Regions from separate parts of the Homo sapiens genome. Here region 1 is linked to region 2. Evidence: chromatin contacts called from ENCODE Hi-C or POLR2A ChIA-PET data. All regions are on one chromosome and are shown on one strand. Each heading gives the region's core, a stretch centred on a gene start or an enhancer-like site at or near the end of the contact. The rest is flanking DNA. Distances are from core to core; before and after follow the strand shown.

The links. A loop is a pair of places that touch in the nucleus more often than their neighbours do. ChIA-PET counts read pairs that join two places held with the same protein, here RNA polymerase II (POLR2A). Pooled maps may share reads with other maps.
Region 1: a pooled map shows a loop between it and region 2 (3-fold over the local background). The contact joins the enhancer-like site here to the promoter of SURF1 in region 2. A Hi-C loop is called at or near these places in 2 of 50 pooled maps. POLR2A ChIA-PET finds 5 or more read pairs at or near these places in 3 of 52 experiments (AG04450, OCI-LY7 and PC-9).

Annotation. Positions count from the first base shown.
Region 1 is chr9:133,953,172-133,956,718 of GRCh38, reverse strand. The region is part of intron 1 of VAV2 (vav guanine nucleotide exchange factor 2); the gene reads left to right. Among named protein-coding and RNA genes, the nearest start is that of VAV2, 37 kb to the left of the region's middle. RefSeq lists an enhancer at 2,228-2,517. Within about 2 kb of position 1,423, at least 22 of the 41 ENCODE cell types and tissues checked have a DNase peak (open chromatin) inside an H3K27ac peak, as active enhancers do; they include OCI-LY7, where a contact is called at or near this core.
Region 2 is chr9:133,355,127-133,359,232 of GRCh38, reverse strand. It overlaps SURF1 (SURF1 cytochrome c oxidase assembly factor), which reads left to right and starts at 2,746. Exons shown (of 9, transcript NM_003172.4): 1 at 2,746-2,833; 2 at 2,913-2,964. The coding sequence starts at 2,780. SURF2 (surfeit 2) reads right to left here and starts at 2,683. Exons shown (of 6, transcript NM_017503.5): 1 at 2,563-2,683; 2 at 2,165-2,319; 3 at 1,419-1,522. The coding sequence starts at 2,640. RefSeq lists silencers at 2,515-2,584, 2,825-2,944.

The DNA of each region.
Region 1 (3,547 bases), core at 174-2,673, 600 kb before region 2:
CCTCCCGCTCCCTCGCCCCCTGGTGCTCTGCCCACCAGCCGAGGGGCCTGGTGCTGGTTCGCCTGGAATTTCCAGAAAGTACAGCTTCTCAGTTGATCTTCGCATTTTCTGACTTCTCAGGAACTAACTGGCTGCGTGCTTTTTATACATTCCCAGGACTCCCTCCTCCCTAACCCAACCCAAAGCTGAGATAACTTTTTAAGAAATTCTAAAAGTAATGTCTACTCGTTGGAAAAAAAACAAAACGAAACAAAACAAAGCAAAAGAAGAAACAACTCAGAAAGGTAGAAAGACAGAGTACCCTAGACACCCTTTCCCCACCAGGCCCCCAGACCCGCTGGGCCCAACCCCACAGCTGAGAACCAGAGACCCTCCCCAGGGGCTTGGGCTGAGGGTCACAGGGTAGGGAGGGGCTGCAGGGCCCAGGGGAGGCTGGGTAGACGAGGGGATCATGGCACCTCTGGAGATCATCGAGTTCCTGACTTGCAGACCTGTTTTTAATTGTCAGAACCCCCTTCCCTCCCTCTCTCCCTGTGAACCAGTGAGGAAGCTCCCTCCTTCTCAGGAATCCAGGGAATTCATTCAGAGCCACTGGGTTGGGGAAACTGAGGCTCCAGGAGGGTCAGCGACTTGTCCAGCGTCACCTGGGAAGCTGTGCTTTGTGCCTCCTGGCCCCGTGGGCTCCAGGTCTTGACTCTGCGAGTAAGCAGGGAAGGAGCAGATGGGCAGTGAGGTGCTGGCTGCCCGTCTGAGAGCTCCCCGGAGCGGGGGCCTCCAGCAGGGGCCGTGCCTTTGTGCTGAGCGGAAGCGGCAGGAACTGAGCTTCACGGAGCAGCCTGAGCTGGAGGGTTTAGAGGGCTCCCCTCGGGCTGGGGGAGGCCAGAGCTGTGGGGAGGAGTGGGGAGGAGTAGGAGTGGGAGTGGAGTGCAAGTGGGGGGGTGGGGAGGAACGTGGGGGGGGCGTTGGGGGGAGTGGGAAGCAGCGTGGGGGGAGTGGGAAGCAGCGTGGGGGGAGTGTGGGGGAGTGGGGAGGAGCTTTGGGGGGAATGGGGAGCAGCATGGGGTGAGTGGGGATAGTTGGAGGAGCGTGGTGGGGAGGGGGGAGGAGTGGGGGTGTGGGGAGGATCATGGGGGGAGTGGGGAGAAAGGAGGTGGGGAGGACCGTGGGGAGTGGGGAGGAGCATGTGGGGAATGGGGAGGAGCTTGGGGGGCATTGGAGGGACTGAGGAGCATGGGGAGAGTTGGGGCAGCATGGCAGGGGGAGTGGGGAGTATGGGGAGAGTGGGGAGAAGCAGGGGGGTGGGGAGGAGTGTGGGGAGTGGGGAGGAGCGTGGGCGGGGAGTAAGGAGGAGTGTGGGGACCGTGCTTCCGACTCAGCTTCCGCAGCCAGGAGCCTCGCCTTGGCATCGGGTATGGGGCCACACTCCCTGGCTGGGCTTGTGGAGGGTGGCATGACTATGTTGCTCCCTGTGGGGTCCCCAGAATCTGGGTGATTGAAGGTTTAGGACCTGAAGGGGCAGGAGCTCCCCACAGGAAGCAGAGTCTGGCTGGAAATGGCCTGGTCAGGTTCTGCCCTTCCTGTACCCTTGGCCGAGCCTGGAGGCGACCTCACCGCTGCCTCCCATCTGCAGGGGTGCCCTAGTTTCTCATGGTGTGGGTGTCTGTGGGGTAGCCGGAGGAAGGAGTGTCTGCCTTCCTTTTTCCTCACCTCAGTGCACTTGCATTCATTGCACGCAAACAGCAGTATAATGAAAACGAAGTACATTTAAACAACAGGAAAAATCTGTTTACATCTTACCCTCCACCTGTTTGGAGTTCAGAATGATTTATCTCGGTCCTTGCCCTCCTGCAGATGTATTTTTGCTTAGCTTTATTTATCGTAATGCAGACACACACTGCACATACATACACTGGTACATACATCATGAGCATGCACACATACATGTGCACACACATGAACACATGCACGCCTGTACACCCCTAAGCACCTGCGCACCCCCACATGTATGTGCATGGGCACCCCACACGCATACACATGAGGACACACACATCACAGACCTTGCCCTGCTCGAGCATCAGCAGCATCCCCCGCCCGCCCCACAGGTGTGTGGCACATGTAAGTGCTTGGCTGCAGTGCCACAGCTCCCGCTCCCCCCAGCCTCCCATGGCTGGACCTGCGATGCCTTCTCCGGAAGCCTTCAGGCGTGCGTGGATTTCACTCAGATTCACTGCGCACTTGCGATGTGCTGCTGCGGCACTGAGTACTTTGGGTCCTTTCCAGCACCAGGCGAGAAAGCTCCTTGAAGTGCAGGCATCTCTCCTGTTGGGCGTCTCACGCGCACTTGCTCCTCCTTGTGCCTTGCCGCCCCATGGTGACAGAACTGATTTGGCAGCCTGGGCCATGCATGCAGGGCCGCAGGCCCTCAGCAGGTGCTGGTGGGCGGATGGACAGATGGGCAGATGGACAGAGGGACACCAGGCACATGCCGCTTCTCAGAAATCCCTGGAAATGACTGGGATGGTAACAGAACATCACAATTGACTCTTTCTTCTCGAAATGATGGGTGCTAACCACGGAGTGATTCCCCAGCAGCAGACAGGCGCAGTGCTTTCGGTGACGGTTTCGGCCGTGTTTGTTGCACGTTGAGAAGGGTGTTTTACATCCCATGGCGTGTATAGTGCTGGGATCTTAAGAATGTCACACATGTGCAGTGGGTTGTCCCACATGTGGAGCCACCTGCCTGTGCAAGGGGTGGTGGGAGGCGCTGCCTGTCAGGTGCTGGCTGTAGCCTCTGGCAAGCAGTGGGTTTTTCTGCAGAGGGAGGACACCTAGGGATGGAGGCCCACAGGTCTTGGTTTTGGGGTACTCGGGCCAGGTGCCTTCTTTGGAGACAGGGAGGCAGCTGTTGGACATGCAGGCCTGGGAGCCGGGGTCATGGGAGCTGGGTTTCCCAGGGTGGGTGTGGGGGACCTTCAGGATTTGAACCTGCATCTCCCTGCCGGAAAGGTGCCCCACCCTGTGCCTGAGCCCCCTGTCCCCACTCAAGGGTGTCTGAAGCTGGGCCCCATGGTGGTCAGAGGGAACTGGGTCTGAGGTTCCACACAAGTGCTTCCTGACTTCCCACCCTGCCAGGGTCCCTCTGGGGACTTTGCTTCCCAAAGAGCCCTGAATTGAGCCTGGGGGTCAAAACCACATTTTCAGAGGGCCCCAGTGTGCCAGGCCCAGGGTCCAGGGTCTCCCAGCTCCGAGCCGGGGTGCAGGGCATTGCAAAACCCATGCTGGCATGAACGGGAACAAAGGGTGGAAGAAACCAGGAGAACTCTTGCCTCAGTTTCTCATCCAAGCCCTATTCATTCCATTGTGTGCCCATTCATCCCAAAGCCATTCCAAGTGCCTGTTGTGGTGGGCTTGGGGGGCACAGCGCCAAGGGCACAGGACTGCCTGCCACCAGCTGGCCACCGGAGTTGCCCAACAAAGAACCACAGGCCAGCGCCTTCCAGCAGCAGCCCTGGAGGCCGCGAGCCTGAAACCAAGGTGTCAGCAGGGC
Region 2 (4,106 bases), core at 1,497-3,996:
ACCAGAACGTGAAGGCAGAGCCCCCTTACAGCCACGTTTGGACTTCCCTGGACCACTGCCTTGCAGTGACCTCGGCGCCCCAGTCCCATCTCAGCTCCACAGTCCACCATCATAACCATTCTTCATGGGAACCCCGTGGCCCCCTGCACTTAGAGCCTTCCTGCCCACCCCTGAGCAGCTAACACACTGGCTGGAAAAAGTCCAAGCCTCAGGCTGGCAGCCCTTGTGCCTGCAAGGCCTCTGCAAGGTGCCCGCCTTCTACTTGAGAAACCCTGGTCCTGCCTTCTCAATCCACACTCATGCTTCGGGAGGGCTGGACTGCCTCTCCGCACTCATCAGAAGCCCGTAGACGCATCTTCCCATCCGCAAACCAACCTGAATCTGTCCGCTCCAGCCTCTGTCCATTTCCCTCCTTAGCTGGACTCCAGAAAGGCTTTCTGGTGACCCAGCACCTGCCTAAGGCCGGACACTGCCCTCATGGGCTGCAGCCTACGCTCCACTCTAGCCAGGTGTCCCTGCCAAGCTTCAGGTGCCTCACCAAGGTTGCCAGGGGCCTCTGTGTTATCAAATCTATCATTTTTCTGTCCTCATCTTCCCTTCAGTACCACGGGAGGACTTCCAGCCTCTTCCTGGGGCTCAGGACCAGGCCTCTCTCCCTTCTCTAAACTCTCGCCGGGTGCTCACCCAGATCCACGGTGCAACCATCTCCTTCATCCAGCACGGGTGTCCCTGTTTCAAAAGCCCGATACTTCCCTAATACACACCTTTCCTAATACAGCTCAAGCTTAAAACCTTCAAAGGGACTCTGAATTCTCCCCCCAAAACCCACCGTCTTTTCCTGGATGACCGCAGTCAAGGAGTCCTCCCTTCTCAACCATGCACACTGTCCATGCAGCCCCCACCCAACCCTCTCCACACACCCACTGCAGTGCTCCTGGCCTGGTCTCTGGGTCATCCGGGCTGTGCACACTAGCCCAGCCAGTCCTTTGGAGCCTACCTCAGCCAACACATTTTTGCCTCAGACTTCCATGGACCCTGGCTTCTCCCTGGGGTGCTGTTCCCCCGACCCCACTGCCACCACATCCCTCCAGCCTCAGCCTCGAGCGAATCCCTCAGCGAGTCTCCCCAGCCCTCCTGTCTCCGCAAGCCCACCCCACATCCCTCGCCCAGTTTCTTTCACACCTCGCATTGCCACGCACACTCACTCACTCCCGAGCCTGCTTCTGGCTCTGTGCCTGCCTGCACTAAAAGCTGTGGGGTCAGGGGCCATCATCCCTCTCTTCACTGTGCCAAAAAACAGGCCTGATGCATCAACACGGATCGCTGAAGGACGACCTGCCTTCAAGCACGCTCCATCTGGGGCAAGGCGGGCATGCACTCAGATGGCGATGCACTGATGGGGGTCCACTGGGACTTACATTTACACAGAGCTCGCTGGTACCGCCGGCCCTGGGTGTGCCTCAGCACGTGTTCTGGGCACTTGTTGATGTGCCGCAGGGTGAGTTTGCAGAACAACTGGTGCCTACAGAGCAGAGAGACCAAATTTGTAGGGACAGTTCACAGCAAGGATTCAGACTGGTGGCTGTGTCTTGGACTCATCCCTGGACAGTCTACCATGCGGCTTGGACATCGGGCTTTTAAAGGCTCCCGGAGCAATTCCACTCTGAAGCTGGGTGGGGAACCGTCTGACCCAGGCCGACTGCAGCCTCTTAATGTTTACCGGAAAAGCACGCATGGCAGCCTCACTGACTGCTCCAGGATGAGTTCATGCAAGAGGATGGCTCCACCTGGAGCAAGGGCTCAATGAATGGAAACATCCTATCTCTGTTTTGACGATTATTACAAAGCCTAGCTCCCAGCTAAATCAAAGACCCCTTCTGGGGTTAAGGGAAGAACCCAACGCTGTTCACAACCTCAGGTGACAAATCACAAGCCTCTACTCATCTGGGAAGCAGCCACACCCCACAGGACAAACCTCAGGTGAGCAAACGAGCTCACCAAGAGGCCTCGCCGCTGGGACCGCAGGTGATTCCAGCACCCGGGCGCCCACCTGGGTCCCAGGGCTCCCAACTCTGAAAGAGTAGGGGCTGCAGCACTGGCGGAGTCCAGCGGAGGGGCTGTCCTAATTGCCCTGGGCCTCCCCGCGCCGCCGCGGACCACCTACGGGTTCTTGGTGCTGGGCACGATGTGCGGCTCGAACTCTGCATAGTCGAAGGCCGGGGAGGCGCGGACCAGCCGCTGGTACTTTTTGCCGCGGGTGTAGACCTGGAGCTCCGGCAGGCGGCAGGGCAGCTCGTGACCTGTCAGGATGCACCTCACCTGCGGACGCGTGGGCGGGCAGGACGTCAGGAGGGCCAGGGCTCCGCTCCCTGGTGCCCCCTCCTGCCGCGCCCCCTTCCCTCTCCTCCCCTGATCCCGCCGCGCCCTCTCCCCTGCCCTCCCCTCTCTCCTGCTCTCCCCTCTCCCCTCTCCCCTGCCCTCTCCTCTCCCCTGCCCTCCCCTCAGCCCCTCATCCCAACTGCGCCCTTCTCCGCCACTCCGTTCCCCTCCCGCGCTGCGAACCTTGCGGGCGTCCGTCTGGAGCCGCAGGCTCGGGTGCTCCCGCAGAAACGCCCGCACGTCGCCCGGCAACTCGCTCATGGCCGACGCGCCCGCGGAGCAGCCCGGCGGAAGCCGCTCGCAGAACCTGGAGCCGGGGGCGGGGCTCTGGGCGGGACTCAGCGGCGCCCCGGATGCAGATGCTTCCTGCGTCCCGGAAGCGCCCGCGGGGCCGGGTGCGATGGCGGCGGTGGCTGCGTTGCAGCTGGGGCTGCGGGCGGCGGGGCTGGGACGGGTGAGCGCCGGGTGCGGGGTGCGGGGTGCGGGGCGCGGGGAGGGGTCCCGGAGCTCAGCCCGCCCGTCCGTGTCCGCAGGCCCCGGCCAGCGCCGCCTGGAGGAGCGTCCTCAGGGTCTCCCCGCGCCCAGGTGAGGGCTGCAGGCCGGGCTGTGATCCAGGCGCCTGGGCAGAGCCACCTGCTGTCTGCCCTGCACTTTGAAGGGTTGTCGTGGGGATTGAAATGAACCAACTGCCGGCTGAGCGGAGGCTCCCTGGGAGTGACAAGTTCCGTATTAAAATGCTTTCAGTGGAATTGTGGTCGTGTGCCGGGCATGTAGCGAGCGCTTTGTCCTCACAACGCGAGAGGTAGCTCCTTGGTCGTTCCCCTGTTACAGAGAAGGCTCGAGAGTTACTTCCGAACGTCCCATCCAGCTAATGGGTGGCCAGCCCAGGCTGAAAGCCCAGGGCTCTGAAAGTAAAGCGTATCTAACCACCGCGGCTTACGTGTTCCTCTCAGTGTGCAGCACAGGGCTGTTTTGCCGTGTGTAGAGTGCTGTGCAAGCCTGCCCCAGGCCTGCCTTTTTATAAAAAAAAAAAAAAAAATAGTATCCGCAAGGCCCCTGGTGCTTTTCAGCGGATGGAACTCATCCTCTGAGAGCTTAAAGGCACTTTCTGTGTACATTCTTCCCTCTTTACATTTACGATGAGTTGTAAAAATGGAAAGCTGTTAAGAGAGCTCTGTGAGCCATTACTGAATTGATATATTTTTCTACATAACACAACAACCACTAGTGCCTGACTAAGCTACTTAGTAACTGTAGCTGCTTATTTTTTATTTTTTGAGACAGTTTCGCTCTTGTTGCCCAGGCTGGAGTGCAGTGGCGCAATCTCGGCTTACAGCAACCACCTCCTCCCAGGTTCAAGCGATTCTCCTGCCTCAGCCTCCCGAGTAGCTGGGATTACAGAAGCACCATCGTGCTCAGCTAATTTTTGCATTTTTTTGTAGAGATGGGGTTTCTGCATGTTGGTCAGGCTGGTCTCGAACTCCTGATCTCGTGATCCGCCCGCCTTGGCCTCCCAAAGTGCTGGGATTACAGGCGTGAGCCACCGTGCCCGGCCAACTGTAGCTGCTTATTAAATGCATTTTGAATGGATGAATGGTGCATCTTAGTGCAGTGGAATACATCTAGATTCTTGAGTAAAAAGGCATGAGTTACTCAGGGTCGTGGTTGGTGGTCAAACCGGCACTGAGCCCTAGATCCCACTTACTCACTTGGCAGACGTACTGTGT